Linked DNA regions of Homo sapiens: region 2 is linked to region 1. A link is a contact called in ENCODE Hi-C or POLR2A ChIA-PET data. All regions are on one chromosome and are shown on one strand. Each heading gives the region's core, a stretch centred on a gene start or an enhancer-like site at or near the end of the contact. The rest is flanking DNA. Distances are from core to core; before and after follow the strand shown. Region 1 holds the start of INO80C (INO80 complex subunit C). Region 2 has its middle 680 kb from the start of MIR924.

Evidence for each region. Hi-C counts contacts between places; a loop is a spot of excess contacts on that map. ChIA-PET counts read pairs that join two places held with the same protein, here RNA polymerase II (POLR2A). Pooled maps may share reads with other maps.
Region 2: a map of CD4-positive, alpha-beta memory T cell shows a loop between it and region 1 (29-fold over the local background). The contact joins the enhancer-like site here to the promoter of INO80C in region 1. A Hi-C loop is called at or near these places in 2 of 168 maps with a recorded cell type or tissue (CD4-positive, alpha-beta memory T cell and naive thymus-derived CD4-positive, alpha-beta T cell) and 6 of 50 pooled maps. POLR2A ChIA-PET finds 5 or more read pairs at or near these places in 1 of 52 experiments (CD4-positive, alpha-beta T cell).

Annotation. Positions count from the first base shown.
Region 1 is chr18:35,496,215-35,499,421 of GRCh38, reverse strand. It overlaps INO80C (INO80 complex subunit C), which reads left to right and starts at 1,462. Exons shown (of 5, transcript NM_194281.4): 1 at 1,462-1,703. The coding sequence starts at 1,548. RefSeq lists enhancers at 1,285-1,554, 1,905-2,024, 2,295-2,444.
Region 2 is chr18:38,939,586-38,942,597 of GRCh38, reverse strand. No RefSeq gene overlaps it. Among named protein-coding and RNA genes, the nearest start is that of MIR924, 680 kb to the left of the region's middle. RefSeq lists enhancers at 1,110-1,299, 1,350-1,759, 1,010-2,209. Within about 2 kb of position 1,602, at least 8 of the 41 ENCODE cell types and tissues checked have a DNase peak (open chromatin) inside an H3K27ac peak, as active enhancers do; they include CD4-positive, alpha-beta T cell, where a contact is called at or near this core.

The sequences.
Region 1 (3,207 bases), core at 213-2,712:
GGACAGTAGAGTTTGCTTAGGTGACTGGCTTGTTGGAGGTGAGTCCTTGAGTTAAGGAATGAGGAAAAGACTAGCTTTAGATGAGGATAGGGATGGAGATGGGGTGTGGGAAAGAACATTTCAACACTGGTAGGCTTATTCCTTTCTCTAAAGGAAAAAATATGTCAGTAACAATATTGCAAGTTTCCCTAACTGCTCCTTCTCTCTCACCTCTAAGTCATTGTGCAGCCTGTTTATTTCAAATATCAAGACTCATATACATCAACTTCCTGTATTCAAACATAGTAGCTTCCACCAATCACTGCAGGGAGTTAGTTCATTCGTTAAATACATCATTAAAAATACTTATAATGCACCAATGACTTGCAAGGTACTGTGATTGGGGGGACTGATAAGTTAACAAGACATAACTGACCCTTCCCTCATACAGATTACATTCTAGCAGGAGCCAAAAAAGACATTAACCATCCGATTATAAATCATTTAGTTATATGATGTCGCAAAGGTTCTGTAAAAATATAGGGTAGAATGAGGCAAAGAACAAGGCGGGTAGGGGGACTCAGGTTCCTAAATAGGTTTTAGTAGATCTGTGACCTCCCTGAAATCTGTAAAATTTTGTCTGTGTCTGTATACATTTAATGGGGTGGTGGGGAGGTGGGGGTGTGCGGCAGGGATAGGAAGCACAGATTCCATGCTCAAGAGTCTGTGAATCCTAAGAGATTAAGAACCGGCCGGGCGTGGTGGCTTACGCCTGTAATCCCAGCACTTAGGGAGGCCGAGGCGGGCAGATCACCTGAGGTCGGGAGCTCGAGACCAGCCTGACCAACATGGAGAAACCCCGTCTCTACTAAAAATACAAAATTAGCCGGGCATGGTGGCACATGCCTGTGATCCCAGCTACTCGGGAGGCTGAGGCAGGAGAATCGCTTGAACCCGGGAGGCGGAGTTTGCAGTGAGCCGAGATCGCGCCATTGCACTCCAGCCTGGACAACAAGAGCGAAACTCCGTCTCAAATAAAAGAAAAAAAAAAAGGGAGAGATTAAGAACCACTCTACCCTTCATGTCCATTTGGGCGCTATTTATATACAAACCTTTTCCGCGTGGGAAGGCAGGGAGGGATAGAGGGAGAAGCCAGTAGCTTGGCGGTCTACTGAGAACGACCCCAGCTTTAGGCTTACAGACATCAAAAGTAATCACTCTTCTATATGAGAAAAGACAACACGCTCATTAATTTTTTAAAACGTAGTTACTTAAAAAGATTGGGAGATTTTCTATTCCTCTATCAATGGGGATTTCCAGGCACGTGCCCCACCCAAGGCCCACGCCCAGAGCGCCCGAGTGGCAGGACAACGCCCGCTGACATCTTCCCGTCCCGACGGCACAGGCTACTCCGAGCTCCGCCTTTTAGATTGCACCGAGAGAAGCCAGCTACAGCTTGGAGTCCAGGCCGGGTTTTCAAGCATCAAGACGGAAGTAACAGCGGAAAGGAAGTTCCAAGGCCCGCGCTGGGAAAAAGGTGGGGGGACCAGGGGAAGACTCGGAGTGCGATGGCGGCGCAAATTCCAATTGTGGCCACCACTTCCACTCCCGGAATAGTCCGGAACAGCAAGAAGAGGCCGGCCAGCCCTTCCCACAATGGCAGCAGCGGCGGGGGCTATGGCGCCAGTAAGAAGAAAAAAGCGTCCGCTTCCAGCTTTGCGCAGGTACGCAGTCGCGCTCCCAGGCTGCGCGTGCGCGTCGCGAAACGGGACTTGGCGGGGCGGAGCCGAGCCAGGGCGCGTGCGTAATGTGGGGCGCTGCGCGTGCGGTCTCCGTTGGGGTTGAAAGACGCTGCCCCGCGGAGTGAATGACTACTCTTTCCCTTCGTTTGGACACATGGGCTTACAACGCCTTGTGTTGTAAGGAGAGAAGAAGAAGTAGGGAGGTTATTACTGACTTAGTATTAATAGAAGGACTGCCTCTTCCCCTCGAGGTCGCCTTTAGCATGAGGTTCAGGACTAATGAGTGTCAGTCATTCAGAAATTTGCGTGTCTTCCCCTCGTCCATTCTGCAGACATCTACCCAGTGTCTTTGAGGCGCATAGCGCTGTAATGTCCTGCATGGATGAATACAAGATGTATTGATAAGTATGCTTTCTCTCATCCTGAGAAAAGTGCTTTTTTGACCCTGGGTTTCCCAATCCAAAGGCAGGTTTGGTCTTAACTCATGGGCTTGTTAAGGTTATGAAGTAATGAGTGTAAAGGCACTGAGCTCAGCGCCTGGCTCAGACGTCAGGGCCTCTGAACAATCTAGGTTCCGTAATTCCAGCAATGAATTTTCAGCAGGGAGTGGCTTGATTAGTGTTTTCTCTGGCTCCTGCATTTTATTCAAAGCAAAAAAGCAGAGATAGAGTGTGTTACTTTGTGCTCCTCAGCATATGGTGTGACACCACCGTTCACCCAGTCAGTCAGTGGCTGTTCTAGAAATCTTGTTCCTTCTTCTGTAGGTGATTGGTAGTGCTTTTTATTTTAACCTTTTAATATTAAATACTTTGCTATAGTAAGATTTACACAGAGTACAATGCACAAATTTTCAAGAATACTGGCTGAACCACAGATCTTCAAGAATCCTGTCTCACGCCTGTATCCCAGCACTTTGAGAGGCCAAGGTGAGAGGATTGCTTGAGGACAGGAGTTCGAGACCTGCTCCCCAACCCCCATCCAAATTTACAAATAGCTGGGCGTGATGGTGCACGCCTTTAGTCCCAACTACAAGAGCATCACTTAAGCCCAAGATTTCAAGGTTACAGCGAGCTATGATCGTGCCATTGCAGTCCAGCTTGGGCAACAGAGTGAGCCTATCGCAAACAAAACAAAACAAAACAAAACTACAGATCCAGTGCCCTTTTACATTTGTATACACCTATGGCCACTGCCTGGATCAAGATAGCATTTCTAAGAGCAGGTGACATTTTCCTGTCAGTACTGTCTTTCCTTCCTAACAGTTACCCACTGTTCAGCCACCCTTCACAATAGACTGACTTTGGGTTGGAACATAATATAAATGGAATAATACAGGACAATAGGGAACATATTCTTTTGCATCTGTCTAGGTTCCTTTTTGAGACAATGTTTTTGAGAGTCGTTTAGTACATCTGTTGCATTGTATAAACATACACCCGATGAATATTTGAACGTTTACAGTTTTTGGCTTTGTGCAGAAGCTGCT
Region 2 (3,012 bases), core at 353-2,852, 3.4 Mb before region 1:
TGAGGCAGGAGAATCGCTTGAACCTGGGAGGCGTAAGTTGCAGTGAGCTGAGAGCACGCCATTGCGCTCCAGTCAGGGCAACAAGAGCGAAACTCTGTCTCAAAACAAAGAAACAAACAATTCATGAATCAGGCAACACTCAAAATTGCAAAAGGTTCAGAGAGCTTTGTTCCAGCAAGTTTTCACAGGCTGAACGCAGAAGTAAAGTAATTCCTGGCTGGCTGTAGCTAGGCATTTGTCTTATTTGGGTCTGGTCTGGTCTGATCAAAAGCTCCTAATTTTATAACCAATTGGCTGTTTGAATGTTTGTTATTGGTGGAAGCTCTTTTGTTTTGTTTTGAAGTTCTTTTGTTTTATTTCTGTAAGTCAATTACAGGAAATGACTCCAAGTTAAGTTTCAGTTTGCTTAACTAAGAGCTTCTGGTACAAACTATCTCTGTCTAATGGCCCCTTATTTGCTTTAAAAGAATGATGTTACATGTTACAAAAGGATCCACCAGGAGCCTTTCTGTTATAATCACGTGCATTGGGGTTGATTGAAGAAGTCCAAGAAAAGAATGCCTAAGAAGACAAATCTTTTGTGAACTTCACTTACACAAGGTTAACAAAATGCAGACCCTTTTCCACTATATTAGCAGTTTGCCTCCCTCACCCCTGCTGAGTCCTAGCAAAATGACACAATGATTGAGATTATTGCCAAGCCAAAGCGTGAGCTGTGAAGGAAAATCTCCAGCCTCTGCCTAGAAATGAAGCACAGTTCGAATGTCCTTCTCTAACTCTAAACTGCAGCTAATTGCACTGTAGAGCAGTGGCTTTCAGCGCACAGTCCCAGGACAGGCAGCATCACTGTCAGTTGCGTCACCTGAATACATCACCTGAAATTCTCAGACCCTAACCCCAAACTACTGAATCAGAATCTCTAGGGTTGGGCCCAACAACTTGAGCTTTAACAATCTCCCCTAGAAGATTCTGAGATGAGAAGTCTTCCTATTGAAGGTTTTTCTCAATTGAAGGATTCATGGTCTCACGGGCTTCAAGGAATGAAGCCCTGGACCACAGCGGCTAATGTTATAGCTCGATTAGAGAAACGCGCAGACCCAAAGAGTGTGCTGCGGCAAGATTTATTAAAGCGAAAGTGAAAGTAAAGCAAAAGCGAAAGTAAAGCAAAAGCGGAAGTAAAGCAAAAGCGAAAGTAAAGCAAAAGAGAAAGTAAAGCTTCCATGGGGATCCGGAATGGCTGCCGTTTCTGGCTTGGGTGTCTTAGGCTTATGTCCCCTTATGACTCCTCCCCTTTTCCTTTTCCTGTCCTGTAGGATTAGCTTATTTTCTATCCGCTTGTGGGTTGGTGGGCCTGCTTGGTTAAAAACATCAGGCTGCAGCTAGAGCTTAAACTCCCTATATGATTGGTTGAAGTTTCAATGCCTTAGTTTGCAGCTGTGACTCATTTTGGCTTAGAAGAAAGTCCCCTTTGATTGCTTGAAATTTCAATCCCTTAGCTTGCAGCTATGACTCATTTTGGTTTAGGGGAAAGTCCCCTTTCATTGGTTGAAGTTTTAATCCCTTCGCTTGCAGCTATGACTCATTTTGGCTTAGGGGAAAGTCCCTGTTGATTGGGTGAAGTTTCAATCCCGTACCTTGCAGCTATGACTCATTTTGGCTTAGGGGAAAGTCCCCCTGGGGAAGTCCCTGTTGACCCAGGAAGTCCAGCCAACTTAGCCACTTAGTCCCTCAATTCTGATATATGTCAAAGGTTGATCCTACTTTTCTAGACTCTAGAATCTAGAATATTGTTATTTTTTCAACAAGGTCCTGAAATACAAGTCAACTAAAGAAATTTGAATATTAGCAAGAAAAGAGCAGGATTAAATGGATGTTCTAAACTTGTTGAATGAGTGTGCTTCTTATCACACAGGGCATCTGCAAAAGTTTGTTCTCTTTGCTGATTTAAGAAAATCATTCAAATAATTCTGAATTTCATCACTTCTGTTTGCACACATTTGGCTTTACTGCACACCAGTAGCTCAGATTTTCCAGGATGGGAAGATGAAAGATTGGAGACTTAGCCTCAAGAAACTCTTAGTTTGATGTTGAGAGGCAGATGCTGAAGAGAGGAGGCAAAAGACCTAGACAATAATAATTAAATTACAGCAAAATGCCAGCAATAATGGAAATGCCATTAAGGGAGGAGGTGAGAAAAATAAAGTGGCTAATCCTGTTGAGAAGCAGTTCACAGAGGCTTCTCAGAAGAGTTGGCACCTGGTCAGTAAAGAATAATAAGTAGAAGTAAAGTCAACAACATTGGGGGTGGGGGGTGGGGGTTCATTTCAGAAACACGGTAGGCAAAGGAATAAAATTTTAAAACTGGCATTTGAGAGGTAGAGGAAGTAATGTTTCCAGAGAGGAGGCCACAGACTTTTATGGGCTCAAATAACAAAGGCTTTTCCCACCACGCTTATAAGGTTATGCTGAACATGGTAAAAATGCTTCCTTCCTGGACAGGATACTCTGCTGTTCTTATTCCCCTCCTGGGCATATGTCCTAACTAATTTATTCAACACTACCCTTATTGGAGGTTAGTTGTGCATTGAAAGGTGACAGGTTGTTGACCCTGAGGATCCTTAGCAATTAGCAGAAACTCAGTAATCTCAATTCCTCTTGAGTGTCTCTTGATTTCACAGACCAGGAAAGGGCTGAACTCTATTTTCTATATTTCCATAAATGCTTTCTACAGGGCTCTCTTCCAGGTGGTATTGTGGATGGAGTCTGAAGGAGAAGACAAGTTCCAGATAAACCTGACCTTACCTTTTTAGAAAGAGATGGGTGAAAAGAGATGGGGGCACAGAGGTGACTATCCAGACCAGCCCTATGCACTAATAAAAAAATTTTCAAGTAGCTCGGTTTATTCTTCTCTTATTGTTCTTGTAGGGAAGGCATTTAAAATTTTATCTTTGCCATTATCTCACATCTTAACCTTCAGGAAAGGTAACAAGAGTTTTTCACAAATTTGATTCC